Linked DNA regions of Homo sapiens: all the other regions are linked to region 6. Evidence: chromatin contacts called from ENCODE Hi-C or POLR2A ChIA-PET data. All regions are on one chromosome and are shown on one strand. The core of a region is the stretch at or near the end of the contact, and the rest is flanking DNA. Distances in the headings are between cores, read along the strand shown.

Evidence for each region. A loop is a pair of places that touch in the nucleus more often than their neighbours do. ChIA-PET counts read pairs that join two places held with the same protein, here RNA polymerase II (POLR2A). Pooled maps may share reads with other maps.
Region 1: a pooled map shows a loop between it and region 6 (2.9-fold over the local background). The contact joins the enhancer-like site here to the promoter of RBBP8 in region 6. A Hi-C loop is called at or near these places in 2 of 50 pooled maps. POLR2A ChIA-PET finds 5 or more read pairs at or near these places in 2 of 52 experiments (PC-9 and activated T-cell).
Region 2: a loop to region 6 is called in a map of OCI-LY7, with 7 times the contacts of the local background. The contact joins the enhancer-like site here to the promoter of RBBP8 in region 6. A Hi-C loop is called at or near these places in 7 of 168 maps with a recorded cell type or tissue (B cell, CD4-positive, alpha-beta T cell, CD4-positive, alpha-beta memory T cell and 4 more), 25 of 37 single-sample maps with no recorded cell type and 16 of 50 pooled maps. POLR2A ChIA-PET finds 5 or more read pairs at or near these places in 2 of 52 experiments (GM10248 and activated T-cell).
Region 3: a map of CD4-positive, alpha-beta T cell shows a loop between it and region 6 (2.3-fold over the local background). The contact joins the enhancer-like site here to the promoter of RBBP8 in region 6. A Hi-C loop is called at or near these places in 5 of 168 maps with a recorded cell type or tissue (B cell, CD4-positive, alpha-beta T cell, CD4-positive, alpha-beta memory T cell and 2 more), 19 of 37 single-sample maps with no recorded cell type and 12 of 50 pooled maps. POLR2A ChIA-PET finds 5 or more read pairs at or near these places in 1 of 52 experiments (Panc1).
Region 4: a map of heart right ventricle shows a loop between it and region 6 (9-fold over the local background). The contact joins the enhancer-like site here to the promoter of RBBP8 in region 6. A Hi-C loop is called at or near these places in 1 of 168 maps with a recorded cell type or tissue (heart right ventricle) and 2 of 50 pooled maps. POLR2A ChIA-PET finds 5 or more read pairs at or near these places in 1 of 52 experiments (BJ).
Region 5: a loop to region 6 is called in a map of natural killer cell, with 11 times the contacts of the local background. The contact joins the enhancer-like site here to the promoter of RBBP8 in region 6. A Hi-C loop is called at or near these places in 1 of 168 maps with a recorded cell type or tissue (natural killer cell), 1 of 37 single-sample maps with no recorded cell type and 1 of 50 pooled maps. POLR2A ChIA-PET finds 5 or more read pairs at or near these places in 1 of 52 experiments (BJ).

The regions. Positions count from the first base shown.
Region 1 is chr18:23,329,882-23,333,412 of GRCh38, reverse strand. The region is part of intron 13 of SLC35D4 (solute carrier family 35 member D4); the gene reads left to right. Among named protein-coding and RNA genes, the nearest start is that of SLC35D4, 110 kb to the left of the region's middle. RefSeq lists an enhancer at 2,473-3,141. Within about 2 kb of position 2,057, at least 10 of the 41 ENCODE cell types and tissues checked have a DNase peak (open chromatin) inside an H3K27ac peak, as active enhancers do; they include PC-9, where a contact is called at or near this core.
Region 2 is chr18:23,224,003-23,227,609 of GRCh38, reverse strand. The region is part of intron 4 of CABLES1 (Cdk5 and Abl enzyme substrate 1); the gene reads right to left. Among named protein-coding and RNA genes, the nearest start is that of CABLES1, 90 kb to the right of the region's middle. RefSeq lists an enhancer at 858-957. Within about 2 kb of position 1,894, at least 9 of the 41 ENCODE cell types and tissues checked have a DNase peak (open chromatin) inside an H3K27ac peak, as active enhancers do; they include OCI-LY7, where a contact is called at or near this core.
Region 3 is chr18:23,240,400-23,243,736 of GRCh38, reverse strand. All of the region lies in intron 7 of CABLES1 (Cdk5 and Abl enzyme substrate 1), which reads right to left. It also overlaps a transcript of SLC35D4 not described here. Among named protein-coding and RNA genes, the nearest start is that of CABLES1, 110 kb to the right of the region's middle. Within about 2 kb of position 1,673, at least 2 of the 41 ENCODE cell types and tissues checked have a DNase peak (open chromatin) inside an H3K27ac peak, as active enhancers do.
Region 4 is chr18:22,608,481-22,612,128 of GRCh38, reverse strand. LOC124904262 (a long non-coding RNA gene) reads left to right here. Exons shown (of 2, transcript XR_007066307.1): 2 at 1,936-2,575. Among named protein-coding and RNA genes, the nearest start is that of CTAGE1, 190 kb to the right of the region's middle. Within about 2 kb of position 2,313, at least 12 of the 41 ENCODE cell types and tissues checked have a DNase peak (open chromatin) inside an H3K27ac peak, as active enhancers do; they include heart right ventricle, where a contact is called at or near this core.
Region 5 is chr18:23,305,793-23,309,211 of GRCh38, reverse strand. All of the region lies in intron 14 of SLC35D4 (solute carrier family 35 member D4), which reads left to right. Among named protein-coding and RNA genes, the nearest start is that of SLC35D4, 130 kb to the left of the region's middle. RefSeq lists enhancers at 726-1,225, 1,226-1,727. Within about 2 kb of position 1,556, at least 5 of the 41 ENCODE cell types and tissues checked have a DNase peak (open chromatin) inside an H3K27ac peak, as active enhancers do; they include natural killer cell, where a contact is called at or near this core.
Region 6 is chr18:22,931,989-22,935,244 of GRCh38, reverse strand. RBBP8 (RB binding protein 8, endonuclease) reads right to left here and starts at 1,917. Exons shown (of 19, transcript NM_002894.3): 1 at 1,681-1,917. RBBP8-AS1 (RBBP8 antisense RNA 1) reads left to right here and starts at 1,481. Exons shown (of 5, transcript NR_198963.1): 1 at 1,481-1,657. It overlaps MIR4741 (microRNA 4741), which reads right to left and starts at 1,896; the gene lies at 1,807-1,896. RefSeq lists enhancers at 1,124-1,173, 1,534-1,663, 1,347-2,187 and a silencer at 1,794-1,873.

The DNA.
Region 1 (3,531 bases), core at 808-3,307, 400 kb before region 6:
AGCTAGAACACTCCATAAATCAGAATAGGAGTTCACTTTTAAGCACTGAGAGAGTGCCTTATTTTATCCCCAACAGTTAACCAGCCCAGTTTTGAGCCCATAGGCAGACAGTAGATGCATCTTTGATTGGGTTATTGAGCTATTGCTGTGTGAACCACCCAGATCTGATCAGTCCTAATTATTTGAAGGCTGTATCTTCTATGAAGTCAGCCATGTTTATTATTATTTTCCTCAGGTTATAGTTGGGCTTTTTTAAGAATGTTTACTCTAAGAATTACATAATATATAACCTGGTTTCAATACTTATGCTTTTTATGAAGGTTTTCTTTTCCCTGAAATTTTTTTTTCATATTGCTTTGTGCAAAGATGTTATGTCAGCAAATGTATTCAGCAGGTGTATAGAGTGTCCTATCTTATAACCGGCTGTGGAGATGAGACTATAGAGAGTAGTGACAAGCAGCCCAGCATTTCGGAGACAGAAAGACCTGGGTAAGAATCTCATTCTCTGGCAATATGACCTTGGAAAAATCAAATAACTTATTTATGTGTCAGTTTGCTTATATGTCAAATAAGAATAATTGCATACACTTCACAGAAATGTTGCAAGAATTATTTAAAATAATGTATGTTAAGCAGTTACTGTTAGCTTTTTTTTTTTTAATCAATTTTTGAAGTATCTCAGCGGACCTGATACATCATTTTATCTAACATTTTGGAAGTGCTACACTGGTGTTTAAAGAAAAGGGAAAAAAAAGTCAGTCCTGAAGATTGTTAGATGAGTCCTCTGTTGTTAGGTGAAATTTCAGCTTTCAGTTTATATTTGGTTGGTAGTAAGAGAATGGGGAATTGAGAAAATGTGGTATTAACTCTGATGTGGAATCACACACCCAAAAGAATGGTTACAGTGAAAAAAATTGACAATACCAAATGTTGGTGAGGATTGTAGAATGATATTTATGCTTTAGAAGTACCAAAGCTAAACAACATCTACATAATACAACATCTACGTATTCCCCCTCCTCAGTATTTACCCAAGAGAAACAAAGACATATGTTCACAAGTTATGTTCAGTGTTGTGGAATTAGATGGTGGTGGTAGCTGCATAACTGTGAGTATACTAAAAGCTATTGAATTGTACTCTTCCACAGGGTGAATTTTATGGTGTGTGCATTATATCTCAGTAAGCCTGTTATTTTTTTAAAAAAAATACATGTTCAAGGCCAAGTGTGGTGGCTCACGCCTGTAATCCCAGGGCTTTGGAAGACCAGGGTGAGAGGATCGCTTGAGGCCAGGAGTTTGAGACTAGCCTAGGCAACATAGTGAAACCTCATTTCTACAAAAAAAAAAAATTCTTTTTAAATTAGCCAGGTGTAAAGGTGTGTGCCTGTGCTCCTAGCTCTTTGAGAGGCTGAAGTGGGAGGATTGCTTGAGCCCAGGAGTTCAAGACTGCCGTGAGTTATGATCACTCCACCACACTCTACCCTGGGCAACAGAGCAAGACTCTATCTCAAAAAAAAAAAAAAAAAAAAGACATGTTCAAGAAAATCCATGGCAGCTTTATTCATAATAGCACCTAACTAGATGAAATAGTCCATAAATTTCATCTGTCCATACAATGGAATCCTCACTGCAGTAGGAAAGGGCACATGGCCACAGAGGGGATTCGGGATGAGTGAATGGATTGGGAGGAGTCTGCGGAGCCTGGTGCAATGCTGGGAAGGGCCGGTGTCTCTGTCCAGGTGGCAGCTGTGTGGGTGCTAATGGGTATAAATGCTCAGCAAGCCATGTACTTGAGATTCCTGTGCCTCCTACACTACACGGTATTTATGTTATACTTCAGTTTTAAAAATCGGATGTGGATGCTGTAATGGTGCGGCGCTCAGAAAGCAGAGCCCAACGTGCTGAACCTGCCCTCCTGTTTGTTGGCCACTGGGAGGAAAAACAGGCCCGGCAGCTTCCCGAGCAGAGCCCTGGGGCCTCTTGCTTTGTGGTGTCTCCTGTACTACAGGTGGTGGCGGGGGGCAGGTTTCACTTGCTGGGAAAAGGACACCTTGCTGCTGGGGCCTTGTTATTCTGGGCGGTGGCCACCGTTTCTCCTGAAAGTCCTGGTTGGAGAGGGTTTCTAACAGATCTTCAGCTCGGTGCCAAGGTAAAGAAGGTGAGCTCAGACTTCCCGGTAGCATTGCAGAAGCGTTTCTTCCTTTGGTCCTGCCCCACACGGGCGCGCTTTTCCTTCAGGGGCTGTGACTAATTATGGAAAACGGCACACCTGCCACTCTCTCAGACCATGAGGTTTAACTGAGTGAACACCGCTGTTCCGGGGCTCTGCCTCTCGCTGAACGCTCCTGCTGGGCTGGGGCCTCCCGAGTAGCTGGAAGTACAGGTATGAGCCACCACGCCTGGCTAATTTTTCAATTTTTTTGTAGAGATGGGGTCTCGCTAGTTGCCCAGGCTGCCCGTGGGCCTTTTCTGAAAGGCTTCACGTTGGTGGCTCTCCTCTCGTGTGGGTGCTGCTTGAGCGTCTGACTGTGATGGTGGTAAGCAGTCTCCCAGGGAAGGGGTGCTTGTGTCTGGACCCCCCGTGCTTTGCTGCTGTTGCATTTTTCTTTACATGTAACTGTACAATGTAGAAAACACCTCCAGGAAACTGAGAGGCTGGTGGAGACTAATGGAGAACAGATGAACGTAAGGGAAGTAGGTTGTCACGGGAGCCAGGAACTCACTCTGCAGCTCCGCAGAGCGAGCCGGCTGTCAGGGTGCACCTTAGGGACACCTGCAGCCCAACCATCCGGAGAGCTGAATGCCAGGCGTCCCCAGACATGAGCAGGCATGGGCTGGGGTGTGGAAATGCAAATGGCGTGGTTTCCTGGTCAGAGTTTGAATTTTCCTGTAGGTATTTAATGTAGGGGGTATTCACCATTATTGAAGCAAATAACTTTCCCCTTAACTTGTGACTTTAATTTTGACCCATGACATCTCTAGAAAAAAAACCTTAGAAACCATTTAGTCCACTATCTTCATTTAAAAAGTTCAAAAGGCTAATTATAGAACATGTAGAAAGTAAATGAAAAAAAAGCTTATGGGACTCTACCATAATAGACATTTTAGAGTATATTCTTTGGGAAATTTTTTTTATACACACATTCCTGAGGTTTTCTGTTTTTACAGAAATGGGATTGTTCTTCACCTGTTGGGTTTCTTTTTTTGTTCTTTTTTTTTATACTTTAGGTTCTAGGGTACATGTGCGCAACATGCAAATCTGATGCATAGGTATACACCTGCCATGTTGGTTTGCTGCACCCATCAACTCATCATTTACATTAGGTATTTCTCCTAATGCTATCCTTCCCCCAGCCTCCCATCCCCGACAGGCCCCGTTGTGTGGTGTTCCCCACCCTGTGTCCAAGTGATCTCATTGTTCAGTTCCCACCTGAGAGAAAACATGTTGTGTTTGGTTTTCTATCCTTGTGATAGCTCAGATTGATGGTTTCCAGCTTCATCCATGTCGTGCAAAGGACATTAACTCATCCT
Region 2 (3,607 bases), core at 645-3,144, 290 kb before region 6:
GGTGCCTCCAGAGTTCAGAGACAATGGAACAGGGTCCACAGTTGATGGACAAAAGTGAAGTCAAAAGCAGCTTTTAGTCTAGAAGTCCCTTCCCACTCCCACTCAGGACTCCATCGATAAGCCATAAGCCATCCCCTGCAAGGGCAACTGGCAGACAATGAAGGGGTCTTAACGTAGCTTATGACCAAATCTTTGTCTAAAGGCAGCTCCTATAAACAGCCAGATAATGGCATGAGTCATCCATGAGATCATTCCAGAATCTGTCTCTGTGTGGGAATATGCTTGGTGTGAGGAAAGAAACACAATTTGTGAATGTGTAATTTTCCACAACAAAAATTTTCTGGGGAAAGTGGGTGGGGAGGAAGGGGGCATGGGCCTGGAGCCAGGCAGGGAGCATTTAGGCTTGAAGGCTCTAAGAATAGAAGACGCTGTTCTCTGTGTCGCAAAATGATCAACACTCAGGAAATGGACCCAAGCGGATGACCTCATCTGAATGCCCCCAATGCCAAAAGTTAAGGATATAAACACCATGTGGAAGCTGTTGACAATTTAAAAACACACCCCCCAGAGGCACCTTGCAACTCCACTGGGAAGCCATCTTCTTCATCACATGGTCTCTGATGCATCTGTAGTAAGTAAGTGACTCCTGCGACTATCATACAGTCAAGTATGGTTATCTTAAGGGGTGTGAACCTACACACACATCACAGAAACTCTTTTTGCTGGAATCATCTAGTTTGGTGATTTCACATAACCTCCAATCTCAAGTTTACTAGGTTCTCTCCTACTTTCTTCTGGTCGGATCCATGTGTACAGAAATACCAACCCACATCCAGATCTCAGGAAGTAAAGAGCACTTGGTGGCTGGTGTCGGTTCCCTTATGCATAGGGACAATTCTAGGACTAGTTCTCCATACAACACCTGCAGTCTCTCACTCACCAGTGGGTCGTGCTCTAGAAGCTCCTGGGCTGGCAAGTTGGAACTCAGAATGCATTTTTCATTGATGCAGTAAGTGGAGATTAGCCTACCCAAGGCTCTCTGAGCCTATAATGTAACTGAATCAGCCCAAAAGCAAAAACAAGAGCTCGGGTCATAGAAGCAAAAGGTCAGAGGGTGTATGAGGGTAAAAAAATAGGAGGAAGTTGAGTCTCTCCTCTTGGTTTCCTGGTCCAGGCTTGACCCTCAGGAACTTTTTTTTTTTTTTTTTGAGATGAAGTCTCACTCTGTTGCCCAAGCTGGAGTGCAATGGCACGATCTTGGCTCACTGCAACCTCCACTTCTCAGGTTCAAGCAATTCTCCTGCCTCAGCCTCCCGAGTAGCTGGGACTACGGGCACATGCCACCATGCCCGGCTAATTTTTGTAATTTTAGTAGAGATGGGGTGTCACTATGTTGGCCAGGCTGGTCTTGAACTCCTGACCTTGTGATCCGCCCACCTCGGTCTCCCAAAGTACTGGGATTACAGGCATGAGCCACTGTGCCCAGCTGAGTAACACTTTAAAGGTCAAGTTTGTATTATTTCACCTTCTTCTCTGAACTTCCCTTTCCTTCTTAGGACTCCAGGACCCTTTCCCCTAAGCTATTCCTGTTTTTCACAATTCCTTCCCTCTCTCTACATGTAAATCCATAAATTCCTTTGCAGGGCCCAGGTTTCCCACTCCTGGCCCTATGGCGGTGGCACAGTAGCCCACAATGGGGGCTGGAAAGCGAGGGGAAGAGAAGTGGTCTTGGATAGAAGTGTTGGACAAGCTGTTTACTAAGTGGGGTCTGCCTATTTAGGAAAGTTGAGAAAGTTGCTTGCAACTCATTTTGTGAGCTGAGGGTCACCAAGCCAAACCACAAATCCACACTAGAAAAGAGAAGGCCGTGACTAATGTGGATAAAAGGCAGAAAGATTCAGGCTGGCCTTGGCAAGTGTTAGTTGAGGAAAAAGGAGCTGGTTTAAGGCTGGGACTCTTCCCAGAAAATGGCATAATTTACAAGCTTCATCTGAGAAGAGTGTTTACAGCTATGGGAAGGTTTGATGTTACAGTTACAGTGAAAAAGCTGGGCAACATCTGTTCCTCTTCTCTGTAATGGGCTTGTTTTGAAAGGTAGGATTTAGCAAGAAAGATCAAAGCAAAACAATGGTCTCCTCACGTTCCATAAAGTGTATGCATTAAGAAAAAAAAAAAAGACTGGAAGGAAATAGACCAAAATGTAAATGGTGGCTTTGTTTAGGAGGTGAGGCTCAATAATTGTTATCTTCCTTTTACTTTTATACATTTTTCAAATAGTCTTTAAGAAACATGTACTATTGAGGAAAAAAAGACTGAATAAAAGCAGATCTCAAGGTGAATCCATTATTTGTAGAATTGCACCACTGACAAACTCACTGTGAACCTGACTGGGAACTGCTAAGTTCAAGTAGATCTAGAAAGAGCAACATAATAGCTCTGTGATGGCCGGGCACGGTGGCTCACACCTGTAATCCCAGCACTTTAGAAGGCCGAGGTGGGAGGATGGCTTGAGCCCAGGATTTTGAGACCAGCCTGGGCAGCATGGTGAAACCCGACTCTACAAAAAATACAAAAATTAGCTGGGCGTGGTGGTGCATGCCTGTCATCCCAGCTACGCAGGAAGCTGAGGTAGGAGGATCGCTTGAGCCTGGGAGGTCAAGGCTGCAGTGAGCTGAGATTGCACTACTGCACTCCAGCCTGGGCAATACAGTGAGACCTTTCTCAAAAAGAAAGAAAAAGAAGGCCGGGTGCGGTGGCTCACGCCTGTAATCCCAGTACTTTGGGAGGCTGAGACAGGCAGATCACGAGGTCAGGAGATCGAGACCATCCTGGCTAGCATGGTGAAACCCCGTCTCTACTAAAAATACAAAAAAATTAGCCGGGTGTAGTGGCGGGCACCTGTAATCCCAGCTACTCAGGAGGCTGTGGCAGGAGAATGGCGTGAACCCAGGAGGCGGAGCTTGCAGTGAGCCGAGACCCCGCCAGTGCACTCCAGCCTGAGCAACTGAGAGAGACTCTGTCTCCAAAAAAAAAAAAAAAAAAAAAAAAGCTCTGTGACTGGACAAAAATGGAAGTGAAACTAATGCTTAATGAATATCTACTACAGCTTTCACATATAATATTTCATTTACTATTTCATTCATCTCCCTGAGGTGGACATTATAGTCCTTTTACGGAGGAGTGAAGCTGGGGTCAGTAAGGCTAGTTCATTTCCCAGGACTGAGGCTTCTGCCTGCCAGCTCGTTCCCAAGCACCACACTGCCTCCCTGGCCGCCGGTGCCCATGGGTACACGACAGCAAGGATGGGTAAGGGCTGTGGTTTTCCTAATGGAGGCACCAAAGGAGGTGGATGGCAGGAGTGGGGATGAATGGGCTACTTGTGCCCATTCCTGATTCTCCAGAAGAGCTCTCTGTTTAGCTGTTTTATTTATTGGAATTCTATGTAAACTGATACTGGAAGAATGGCTTCTTCAGCTTAAAAAAAAAAAAAAAAAAGTGGAAGCCGACAGTCTCCAAGTTCCTTCCAGCTTTAAAAGACTATATTTGAGCTGAAGAGTGCTCCTTACTACGGAACTCATTTTTGGTCTGGCATTACCTTTACCTTAAC
Region 3 (3,337 bases), core at 424-2,923, 310 kb before region 6:
CCACACCTGGCTAATTTTTGTATTTTTTAGTAGAGACGGTTTTGCCATGTTGGCCAGAATGGTCTCAAACTCCTGACCTCAGGTGATCCACCCGCCTTGGCCTCCCAAAGTGCTGGGATTACAGGCATGAGCCACCGAGGCCTGTGTTAGTTTTATGAGAAAAAAATGAATTGTAAAAGAGGCTTTAAAGAGGTGAATTGTATGGTGTTGGAATTCTAATAGTGCTGTTAACAACAACAAAAAGACCAAAAAAAAAAAAAAAAAAAAACACCAAACCCACACCCAAAACAACCCTCCCTCCCCCACACAGCACAATCAGGCATTTCAGGCCTTGATGTGAACACTTAACCTAAAGCTGGCAGGATGCTCCTCAGCTACTGCCCAGGCCTGTGCGCCTGAGGGCGCCCTTCAAGCCTCAGGGAAGTGCCACAATAATAGGGAAGTGCGGAGCTACTGTGCTTCTAATGTGATGTGACATTTTCTTAAAGAGGCCCCCTCCTCAGAACTGAATAAGCCTCAGGCACCTTGAAACCTGAGGCCATGGAAAGGGTCTTGCATTAGCTTCCCAACAAATCCACCCTGCAGACAGGTAACAAGTGCCTAAATCATCCAGGTAACTTTTAATGGAAATAGATATATATATAGTTCTATATTCTATATAAATTATAATAAATATATGAGTATGTTATTAAATTATAACTTATCTATATTTATAAATATATATTTATACTGTATGTATATTGGGGGACAGGCAGAATCTAATCACCTACCTCATGGAAGGCTGAATTAGTCTTTCTTTCATTGAGTCAATTACTTCCCACTGCTCAGCATCTCATGCTGTACTGAAAAATTAAGTTCTATGATACATTCCCCCAACACTGGGGAGATGTAGGGGTAGAGGGAGGGCTTTCTCTACAAGTACTTAGATTTTAATATTCGGTAAATAAAAAATAGGCATTTTATCATGGAGATTAATCCAAGAGGTTTCTCTTGAGGTTTACATGCTTATGCATATCATAAACAATGTTAGTCGGTTTTCTTTTTGATGTGAACACAGTGCAAGAGGGATTTCTTACAGAAGAAAAGAATCCAGAAATCCATTCAGGTAACTGAATTTTGTTGGCATTATCTCAGCTCTCCCACTTACTTTCTCCTCTTAATTGCCTTCCACACCCATAAAGAGGGGGAAAAAAACACAAAAACCCACTACCGACCTGGGCTGCCACGTTCTAATGATACATAACCACTCTCTCATGAAGCTTTAATTATATGCCAAGAGGTGCAGAGAGCTGGAAGCATCCGCCCTCCCCTGAGACACACCATCACCCAGCAAGAGTCTGCACGTAGCCAGGTGGCTCAACATTCTCTGTTCTGTGGTCACCTTCTAGAAACTTGAAGACCAAACCACCGGGCCAGCTGCAATTTGTTTTGCACACCTGCCCCAGGAATTTTTTTTTTGAGACAGAGTTTCATTCTCGTCACCCAGGCTGGAGTGCAATAGTGTGATCTCAGCTCACTGCAACTTCTGCCTCCTGGGTTCAAGCGATTCTCCTGCCTCAGCCTCCTGAGTAGCCAGGATTACAGGCGCCTGCCACTACACCTGGCTCATTTTGTTGTATTTTTAGTAAAGATGGTGTTTCACCACGTTGGTCAGGCTGCTCTTGAACTCCTGACCTCAGGTGATCCACCCGCCTCGGCCTTCCAAAGTGCAGGGATTACAGGCGTGAGCCACTGCACCTGGCCCGGAATTTTTTTTTAAGTTCAAAATCTCACCCTTGACCTTCTACAGTAGGTAACAGTGGGAGTGACTTGCATGGATCAAAGTTTAAAAATACAGATATGGGTGCAAGGCTAATTTGAAAAGGGTGCCACTTGCACACTAAATGACAGGCTTCACCTCTGGAAGCTTCCCACTCTAAGACATGTCCTGACTGTGGCGACGAGGGGCCTTTTTATATTACACTTAGGACACACACGCACAAAGATAAACATTCAGCTACATCATGGCTGGTTAATATCACCTACACCAGGACTCAGAAGTCCCACTCCTAGGTATTTACCCCAAGAGAAATTAAAAAGTATTTCCACAGAAAGCCATGCACAAGAACATTCATGGCAGCCGCATGAACAAATATCTATCAACAGGAGGAGGGATAAACAAACTGTACTACATCTTATATCACTGAGCATTTTTATTTTTATTTTTTTGAGACGTAGTTTCGCTTGTCGCCCAGGCTGAAGTGAATAGTGTGATCTCGGCTCACTGCAACCTCCACCTCCCGGGTTTAAGCGATTCTCCTGCCTCAGCCTGCAGGGTAGCTGGGATTACAGGTGCCTGCCACTATGCCCAGCTAATTTTTGTATTTTTAGTAGAGACAGAGTTTCATCACGTTAGCCAGGCTGGTCTTAAACTCTTGACCTCAAGTGATCCCCCCACCTTACCCACCTCGGCCTCCCAAAGTGCTGGGATTTATAGGCGTGATCCACTGCACGTGGCCCACTCAGCAATTAAAAAAAAAAATCTACTGACACACATGACATGGGGAAATCTCACATGTTAAGTTGTATGAAGGAAGATGGACCCCAAAAAGTATATGCCATGATCCTATTCACATGAAGTTTCAGAATAGGTAAAACTAATCTATGGTGACAGAAGTGAGAATAGTAATTGCTTTTGCAGGAAGGGGATGGGAAGAATGGGATGGGGAGGAGAACTTTCTGCAGGGACAGAAATGCTCTATATCTGGATCAGAGCAGTGGTTACAGAATTCATGGAAATGCACACTTCAAACAAACAAGTGCATCTGATTGTCTGTAAATTACTCCTTTTAGCGGCTGCAGCAGGATTTGATGGGTGAAAGGATTAGCTCATCACTTTGAGAGCTGCTTCATTCAGCAGAGGCATCTCAGAGTCTGATTTCCACAGGAACAGGACATCCCAAAACAGGGGAGGACAGTCCCAGGATTTCAGGTGGGCGCCTCTGCTGGGCTGGCCACATTGGACTGCCCTGGGGGCCCGAGGAAGACGGGACAGGCAGCAGGACTCTGGGGCTTTGGAAGCTAATACTAAGGGAGGTGAGCAGCTCTGCATAATTGGCCTGTGACCAACAAGCCTGCTCCTTCCCCAATCACTGAGCATTCCCACCCAGGAGGGAATCTGCCCTCTGTCTGGGCAGAGATCCTCACACTAGCCTAGTGGCCAAATGTGCCCCAGGCCCTCAAAGAGGGCATTCCACAACCTGGCTCAAAGGAGCCAGGGTCTTTGGAGCCAGGGCCTGTTTCAGCGGCAGCTCCCTGTGCCTGGGGCCGAGTCAGTGGGGAGGGAGGGTTTGTCGGC
Region 4 (3,648 bases), core at 1,064-3,563, 320 kb after region 6:
TTTGATGAACACTTTAATATTTCTCATCTGTCCTTGAGAAAGACATAATACATGCTAGCCTAGGGCTTGCTACATTTGGTATTGCTGTTTTTAGTCGTTAGCAAATTTTCTCAATGCTTTGGCTCTTTTTTTCTTTCTTTTTTTTTTTTTTTTTGAGACAGAGTCTCTCTCTGTCGCCCAGGCTGGAGGCTGGAGTGCAGTGGCGCAATCTCGGCTCACTGCAAGCTCTGCCTCCTGGGTTCACGCCATTCTCCTGCCTCAGCCTCCTGAGTAGCTGGGACCACAGGCACCCGCCACCATGCTTGGCTAATTTTTTGTATTTTTTTTAGTAGAGATGAGGTTTCGCCGTGTTGGCCAGGATCGTCTCGATCTCCTGACCTCATGATCCACCTGCCTCGGCCTCCCAAAGTGCTGGGATTGCAGGCGTGAGCCACCGTACCCAGCTAATGCTTTGGCTCTTAATTAGGACTAAGAAACATTTAGCAAAAGCTAAAGAGTCAGCTGGGTAATTAGGAAGTCAGGTCAATCAGTTCAACCTTTTCTATGTCCCTGCTGCAGGCAGGGCACTGAGTTGAGCGTCATGTAGGATATAAAGGTGAGTAAGAAATAGATGCTTTCCTCCAGGAGCTAGGAGACTAGCTAAGAATCTAGGATAAGGACACAGCACTTCAATCGAAGACATTAAGATGGTACAAATAAAGTGTGTAGGTTCTATTTATGGTAACCTAGGAAACATAAAAGCAAAGGAGGAGTTTTAAAAAATACTCGCTTGGAAATTAACATTTCTCTAAGATCAATGGTCAGTTCTCTTTATTAGTCTAGAGGCAGCAAACTTTTCTTTCCTGGGGCCTTATCCACAGCAGGTGCTTAGGTTACTTTATTAGAAATAGCAATAGTTTATGAGAACTGGACAGAAAGACTGCCACCTTCTTCACTCTCTCTAGCATCAGTGCAAAATCATGTGGAGGTTTGATTGTTAAAAAGCTACTAGACATGGTTTTGTGGTTTGCATTTGACCTAATCTACAAGATTGTTTTAGAGCTAAATGTTTTGAGGAAGGATCCATAGATCTTAAGAAATAAAAGAACTATAAGCAAATTGATCCAACTCCTTGTTTTTAAATAGATAAGGTGTCTTTAGTCCCCATTTGATGGACACTATTCAGAGATTGAATGCATTGCTGGAAGTTGCATGTGGTATAAGCATAGGAAGACTGGACTCCTGGTCCTTTGCCTCCCAGGACAGCGCTGTTGCACCACCTCTTGTAGATGAGAAAATTAAAACACAAAATTCCTGCGCATTGGTAGAAAACTCTTGTTTTTGTTTTCTTGCCTGTTAATCCAAACCTCTAGCTATAAAATAATATTATTCTTGGAGATCTTAATTGTCATTATTTATGTAAGATTTATACCACATCTATTTCCAAAAAAATTTTTAAATACATTGCAACCTTATATACACTACAGAATAAAACATCTAGAAACAGAACAACACCCTTTTTTTCTGAAAATTAGACAGAGTTAGCAAATAGCTGACGGGCAAGCATATGTTATTCCACTCCAGGATGGAATTTAGTTTTGAAGTTTCTTTGCAGATGAGATAAAATTATAAGTGTGTGAAACTATATTATTCCCTTACCTATTGGCTTTAAATTGGATTTCCAAATTTAGTAGAACCCAAAAATGAGAAGAAAGTGTTTTTTAATAGACCTTGTAGATGATCTTTCAAGTTTTGACCTTGTATAAAGCATTAGATTAAGAAACAAAGTATAAAAAACAATTACTCTTCAGTACTTGTGTGCATGTGTTTTAGAAGGATAATGGCAGTGGGCACATTTCTGGACCTGCAGCATGGGTGGGGAAAGTTTCTCTTTTGTGGGAGGGATGTCTAAAGTTTTCTCTAATTGTTTTTAGAATACCTATTTTTTTTTTCTAGAAAGAACGTCGGTCCTGGCAGTCTTTCAGCCACAAAGCTTTGAGAAATGGGGCTAAATATTAATAATAACTGCTTGGATTATAATGAGGAATCAATCAAAACACATACTGTTGATGAAGATGCCTTGAACACCGTGGATGCTGTAGAATAAGGGATTATGACTACAGCAATTCTTGGCTCCCTTCTCTGTTTGTTTAAGGGTTACACAGGCTTTGTTTAATATCTCCGTGTCTCAGTCCTTTCGGTTGAAGCACAAGGCATGCTTCAGCCACCTGAGATTAACTGCTAAACCCTGCAGCAAGCCAGCATCTCCTCCCTGCTGCCTCTCATCCGTCAGGATCTGCTCTGGAAATGGGCCAGTGGTGACGTGTGGGAATGCAGCCCTTTGTGTTTGTTTTTGGTGTTGGATTTGGTGGCCTTGGTCACGGATTGGCTTCCTTCTTTGAAACTGAACATCTTCCATGCCTTTGTGATTGAGTGACAAAAGTTCAACCTGCACATGCCAAAATGAACAGCCTAGAAAACTGATTATGGTTTCAGGACCAGCTTTAAAAAAAAGCAACAAAACCCTTCCAGTCACCCAGAGTTCTAAACATAATCGGTTGGTTCCCAGAAGTACAATAAAAGGAAGCCAGAAGTATTTTAGTCCCTAGTTGTTTATGAATCAACCTGATTTTCTTTTTCAGACTTTGAAGGTCACAGAATCAAATCATGTGGAGCCATTTCCATCAGTCCTCCTACCCACCCTTTCTCCCCTGTTCTCTGTTGCAAGTAGGGTTTTGCTAGGTTTAAGTAGAACATTGCTCAGAATTTCCAGGGGTTCTTAATTAAAGCAGGTTTCTTTTCCAAGAAAGCTGCCTTGGAAATTACTGGAAGGGAAGCAACAGTGACAAGTAAAGCAGGCGTCAGAATACCTTCAGTGTACCCCAGCCCTGCTCCTCCCCTAGAGCACAGGCTCAGGAGTTCTGCTGGCCTTAGGTAGAAGCCAAGGAAGAGGGGCCTGCACTCATCTTTCTGAGTAAGCCAGGGCACTTCATGTCTGGGATAAAGCCAGCAGGGCATGGGACATGGCATGGAACTGAATTTATATAGGAAGTAGACAATTAAGCCTGAGTCTTAGACACACACAGGAAGGTGACAGAAGAAGAAAGAATGACGTTTATTATTTTCTAGAGATCTAATCTAGAGAGCTTCAGTGTCCTTGCCATAATGTGACCTTTAAGGAACACAGCAAAAATCTTGGCATATTGCTTGCCAAATATTCAGGCACCTATTATGTGCCAATATGAATAGCACATAATAGGTACCTGAATAATGTAAGTTCTCTTCCCCACCTTTCCCCCACTTTTCTGCACATTGAATAGGATGATTTTAATTTTGCTTTACAAATTATTCAGTTATATCTGTTGTTATTTCATAATGTAAACAATTTCATATTGCTTATATTTCTTTTTTAGGACTTAATGAATAGCAAGGAAATATTTTTGTAATTGATAAGCTTGTTATGCAATTCCAGAAACCTCCTTTCAATGCCTCTAACATCCACATGGTACACTCTGGCACAAGTCAAAAAATATATTAAAAATAAGAACTAAGAATTATCAGATGCCAACTATGTGCAAGGCATTGTATTAGGTTCTTTATCTTAGGTTTTCCATTTAACCCTCAAAACAACCCCAAGGGCGAGGACGAGTCTTTCCCATCTCCCTGTGA
Region 5 (3,419 bases), core at 307-2,806, 370 kb before region 6:
ACAGGTTCCAGATCCTCAGATTAAACCAACTGTGGGTCAACAATGCAGTTTAGGCCTGCAATGGTTGCATCTGTACTGAACATGTACAGACTTTTTTTCTTGTTATTATTTCCTAAACAGTACAGTATAACAACTATTTACATAGCATTTACATTGTATTTGATATTACAAGTAATCTAGAGATGATTTAAAATATACAGGAGGATGTGCATGGGTTGTAGGCAAACACGACACCATTTTATATAAGAGACTTGACAACCCATGGACGTCCTGGAACAGATCCCCTTTAGGTACTGAGGGGCAACTGTATACACACACACACACACACACACACAGAGAGAGAGAGAGAGAGAGAGAGAGAGAAAACACGTGCTGTGTTTGGGTGTCTTTCCATTTCTTTGATTTTTCCATTAACTTTCAGATAAGCTCCAAATGATCCTGTTTAGAATGCACTACCCATTTGCATAAAGACAGCATGCCTCACTAAGCTGTCTGAGCAGAGACCAGAAGGAAGTGAGGGAGTGAGCCATGGGGATGCTGGGGGACAACGGTGCCAAGGGGTGGGGAGGAAGCAAGAAGACCAGGGGCTCTTGCCATGATCTAGGTGCAAGATGATGATGGCTGAGAACTGGCTGATAGCAGTGGAGGTGGGGAGACATGGTAGGATATCTGAGGCACTAGGATTTGAGAGAGGGGAGTCTAGGATGACTTCTAGGTTTGGGTTCCGAGCAATGAAAGAATGAGGTTGCCTTTACTGAGATGGAGAATGTTGTGTGAAGAGCAGGGTTTGGCAAGGTGGTGGTGGAGGCGTACTGGGCATTGGTTTGAATGTATGAAGGCTGAGGTGCCTGTTGGACCACAGAGTGGAGATACAGGAATAGATCGTTCGCCAAATCAGCCTGCGGATCTGGGGAGGGGAGAGCCTTTCTGTGCCTTGGCCATGGCACACATGTGTCTCCTCAGGGCTTCTGGGCCTGTCACTTCGGCCCGGATGCCTTCCTCCCTGCTTTCAGTTGGCCACTACTGCTCATCCCCCAGGCCTTCAAATCGAGGTGACCTCAGAGAGGCTTCCCTGGCCACATCCTGTGCAAGCCCTGCTAGCTTTTTCCTGTCGCCTTGCTAATTTCCTCCCTGACAGTTCTGACTGTTGTGACCAGATTCATTCCTTTCTGCCCATTAGGGTCTGCCTCCCTCCCAGAAGCAGTGCGCAGGACCCTGGGGGTATGCAGGAGACAGTTGGGTGTGGGGTGGTGTTCAGCAGGGCAGACCGGGACAGGCAGGCTCTTCAGAAGGATGGCTGAGCAGGGCAGATGGGGACAGGTGGGTTCTTCAGAAGGATGGCTGAGGCAGGGGCATGGCTGTGGGGAGACACAGTGGGGACTCAGAGTCCCAGGAGGTAGGTGTGGCCGTTGTGATGGTAGCTTCAGGACACACCTCCTGGAAAAGGCCACACTGCCCTGCCCCATAGCCCTCAGAGCCCGTGACTCACAAGGGAGGTTTGGGCCATGAGTAACACAGGGATGCACAGAGAAAGTACTACTGTCGGAGAGGACCCAGCTGTGACCAGCGCCCCGGGCTCGCCCTCCGCTCAGGCCTCGGAGCTCTCATCTGAGACAGGAAACAGGCCTTCTGAACTTATTAGGACCATGTGCCTCTCGTTCAAGGGCCAGTTGGCTATGACCACATGAGGACAAGAATGAAGCGATCGGGTGGGTTTCACCCCTGAACTCTCTACACAAGTCCTGCCCATTGGAGAGTTAAGAATGTTATCTATTCTGATTACTACTATTCAAACCAATAGGTGATTGTTACCAAGGATTTGGGTTGTGGTCTGCAGGGAAGGCGAAGGTGAGGGAGGAAGTAATGGAGAGTTTAAACGGTTAAAACAGCTCATTGCTGATGAATAGGCATGCTTTAATTTGGGGAATATATATGTATGTATTTTTAAGCAATAGAGTAATGCATGCTATTTATAAGACATTTAAAACAATACAGAAATATATCAAGTAAAAAGCGAAAGTCGCTCATCCTTCACTCCCTCAAACTCCTCTTGCCAGACGTCACTACGGTTCGGTTGAAGGGTGAGAACAGTGCTGCATTTGGCCAGGCATGTGTAACCCAACGGAGGTGGACTCTGTTCACTGTAGGAGGTGTTAGATCTGGGGGCCTAGCCACAACAGTGTTTCTGAAATGAAACCACACTGAGCAGCCCTCACACACATCACACATAAATAGTCTATTTCTTGGGCTGGTGACAAAGTTTTGTTTCCTTCCCTGTGACCAGGGGCAGCCTGGCCTCAATCCTGGATGCTGCACATTATGTAGAAAAATTCACATTTGTTGTTGCTGCTCACTGGTCTTCTGTCCTTTGTTTTAAAAAGGAAAAGAAGCCTAGGACCACTTTAAGATCATGCTTATTTCTATTCTAGTTCCTATATATTACTTGGCAGATTTTTCCCCCCCATGGAATAGCACTATAAAATTGAAGTGCAGGCAAATTTTGGAATGGGTTTTTACATTTCTTTACCAGTATTATCAGGAAAGAAAAAGCATAGTATTGCTTAGCTTTGCTCAAATAATGCCTGACTCTAGAAAATAAGTATTTTAGCTGGGCGCAGTGGCTCACGCCTGTAATCCTAGCACTTTGGGAGGCCGAGGCGGGTGGATCACCTGAGGTCGGGAGTTCGAGACCAGCCTGACCAACATGGAGAAACCCTGTCTCTACTAAAAATACAAAATTAGCCAGGTGTGATGGCGCATGCCTGTAATCCCAGCTACTAGGGAGGCTGAGGCAGGAGAATCGCTTGAACCCGGGAGGTGGAGGTTGCAGTGAGCCGAGATCGCGCCATTGCACTCCAGCCTGGGAAACAAGAGCAAAACTCCATCTCAAAAAAAAAATAAGAAGAAGAAAGTAAGTATTTTTTTCCATGCCTGCAATCAGAGTAGTCCTAATAGCTGATCTTTCCCCTTCCTTCTTCTTTTTTTTTTTGCATTTGTTTGCAAGTTGGACCTGCTGAGTTGTCACTTGCTTAAGTCAAGGACCACCATGCTGGCTGGTGGGAGTCAGCACTGGTACCCAGGTGTGCCCAGGACAGCCTCCCATCTCCCAGGTGGCCTTGGATGCTGACATAGCCCAGAAACAACAGTGTTATTTTTGAACATCGGTAGGAGATTCATATGGGATAAATGTGAGGGGCAGCACCAGTGGCCCTGTGGAATACCATGATGGGGAGTCTAAAAGGTAACCGTGCATCTTGTGTGGCTTTGGGCTGGAAGGGGTTCCTTCAATAAACAGACATTTACCAAGTGCCTCATATGTGCCAGGAACCATTCTTGGATAAAAGTCAAAAATCACTGCCTCTGCAGTGTCTATAGATGCTCATTGCCCTGCCTGAGGGCAGGTCCATATCTAAATCATC
Region 6 (3,256 bases), core at 668-3,167:
AACTTCAACAATTTCTGAAGCTGGGTGGGTGCGTATACAATGGGGTTCATAATTCCAGTATTTCTCTTGTGTACATTTATTTCTGTAAAAAAGTTTTTAAAAGTAGAATTAGGTGCACTGCATTAGTTTTGTTACCAAAGAGGTTTTTATTCTATCTTTAACTCTAACAGATAAACAAATGGGCCTATATATAATTGTGAATAAAAGTCACCATTTGTTTCCCACATACCAGAAACTATAGAATATTAATATTAATATTTGTATTTATATATTATTTAATATATAATTATATATTATAGAATATTTATATTCTACCTAACCTTCAGAAAAACTCTGTAAGACAGCTACTATAATTTCATTTTAGAGTTGGGGGAAGAGGCGTAAGGCAGTAAATGTCCAAGGTCACACAGCTGGGACATGGCTATGTCAGGGATGGAAATCAAGTCATGAGACCAATAACTGTAAAATACCTCTCTGTAGCCCGCATGTTCTCAATCATAGGTGGGAACTGAACAATGAGAACACCTGGACACAGGAAGGGGAACGTCACACACCGGGGCCTGCCGTGGGGTGGGGGGAGGGATAGGATTAGGAGATATACCTAAAGTAAATGACGAGTTAATGGGTGCAGCACACCAACATGGCACATGTATGCATATGTAACAAACCTGCACGTCGTGCATATGTACCCTAGAACTTAAAGTATAAAAAATAATAATAAAATAAAGAAAAAATACCTCTCTGCAGCAAAAAGAAAAAAAAAGAAGACATAAACGATTTCTATTAAGTCAACAGTTTAAAATGAAGGTTTAATTACTTCAATGACCGAAAAAGTATTAACATATTCGTTTAAAGAGTGTAAAATAAGCATCCTTTACGTATCTATCTTCAAGTAAGTGATGTACAGTGCCTTAAAAACAAAACATAAAAACAAAACATTCAACTTGCAAATTCTGGCTCGCAAAACCCTTTCCACCTACCCGCATGCCCGGCACTTTTTGTTAGCATCTCTCTCTGCAATGAACCGTTATTCGAGGCACGACGACAATGTACATTTTTCAATCTCTCAGAACGTCACGTCTTACCTCCCAAGTTGCATTCTGGGCTCAAAGGCCTGTAATTTGTGTGTATTCCTTAGTATAAACCACTACACTGCAGGTGCTCACCAAAATACTCGCTGCCACACCACAGGTATTCTCACACGGGTAAGGCGAGAGGCACATTTCATCACACAGGGGACTTGAACAAACTGCACGGGACATTTCAGGGGTCCTCTTATGGGCGGAGCAGAGCAGCGGGGCAAAGGCTTTCCAGCCAGGTCCCTTCTCCATCCATTTCTCCCCAGGTGCCCGCGCCGGTTCCGCGTGCGGGTCTGGCCAAAAAACCTCCGAAGCGCGCGCGCGAGCCGCAGTCGGCGCATGCGCGGGGCGGGCTTGGCGGCGAAAGGCGCTTCCTCAGCCCGCGCGGGAGACCCAGAAGTAGTACTGAGGTAGCGCTCGTCCTCCCGCCGGTCCACCACCACCGAGTGTAGCCCGGGCCCGGCCTATTTCATCAGACACAACCCCAGAGCCGGGAGCCACCCCTACCCCGGGAGCCCTTCGCCAAGCACGCAGCTCCAGACCAGAAGCAGTCGCTCCGACCCAGAGCTCCGGGTGGGGTAAAGAGATTGCTTTTACTCACCGCCTCCGAGATTGCCTCGGGATTCGCGAAAGCCCCCGAAGGGAAGCGAGCACTTTCTGAGGCTGTGAAAGGACGGCTGCTCGCTTTTCTCTTTCGCCCTTTTCCCTCACCAGAGTGCCAAATCCTCGGTGGGAAAGCCGACCCCTCCGGACAGCCCGCGCTTTAAGGCCGGGGGCTGCCGGCCGGGCTCGGAGGCGGCCGGACCCGCCCCGCCCGGGAGCCCGCGCGACGTCACGCGGGAGTTCCACTTGCGTCACGCCCCTTCCTCCAGCTGCCCATCGCGGCGGCGCACTTCGTGCCCTAGCTGAGGAGCGGGCTCTTCGGTGCGGCCCATCCCGGAGGGCGATGGTTGGGGAGGGGAGCGCTACCTCGGAGCTGCCGGGAGCTACCCGAAGAGTCTGGCGACCGCCACAGCATTTCTGAATTGCGCTGGGGAAAGCTCAAGCCGTTCTGTTGGGGGAGCATCAAGCCCTTGCGGTTCTGTGAAAGTTATCTGTACACTGTGTCTAGCTTAAGCATTTTGCAGGGAAGCATGTGTAGAGTGACCTGTACCGAATGAAGAGTTAAAATTAACTGATGGGGGGTATGGACGCGGATCCGTCTAACATAGTTTTCGGCCTTGTCGCTGTTATCTGCAGTTTAGTGATGTGACCTGACAGGGTTGTGCGGTAACGCCATAGATCAAAACGATCTGTATTTTGCTGAGGTTAAACGGGAAGTTTCTGGCAAATTTGAAACGAGAAGGAATCTCCTTCAGCATTATTTATTGGGACAACATGCTGTTAGATAATTTTTTTTAAAAAGTCCATTTTTCTTGTGGCTGTTCGTTTGAGATTCAAACCGATAGTAGGTATTCCTATTTCTCCTGATTTGTAAAAGAATCGTTTTTAGACCACTAGAAATTCTACAAATGAACAAAATAGACTAGAATCAAATATCTTTTAAACCAGTCCAGTACTTTTGTGTAATTATTCTAAGACCTGGGAAGGGATAATATTAACAGGCTTTAAAAGTTTAGTACTTAGAAATCATAAATACAAAGTGGAAAGGTAATTTTTCCACCTGTCCCACATCTTAAGGGATGAATAAATATAACTTAAAAAGTTAGTATACAGAAGAGGGGTGCTAAACCTTCTATTAGCCTGTTACAGCAACTATCATTCACTTCCCCATTTTATAAGACTTAACTCCACATTTTTAAAAGAAAATGGATGAAATTTTGACTATGTAATTTTTAACGCAAGATAGGAAACATAATTGACAGAGTGAAGCTTTTATGTTTATGACAGAAATAACCTGTAATAAGTTTGTCATTTAACAGAGTATTGAAAGAGCAGTGTGCTGTGGTCTCTACTGTGGTCCAAAGAAAAACTGAGCAGAATGACCCAACCTGTTCCTATGGCCTCTGCCTGTGTCTCACTCTCTAATCCATTTATGCAAGTCAGAAACCAAAGAGTCATCCTTGACACTTTATTCATCCCTAACTTCCATATCCAAGCCATCACGCAGTCCAATTTTACTTACTAAACATGTAAATCCATCCCCTTCTCTCCATCACTACCTCCATAATCCAAGA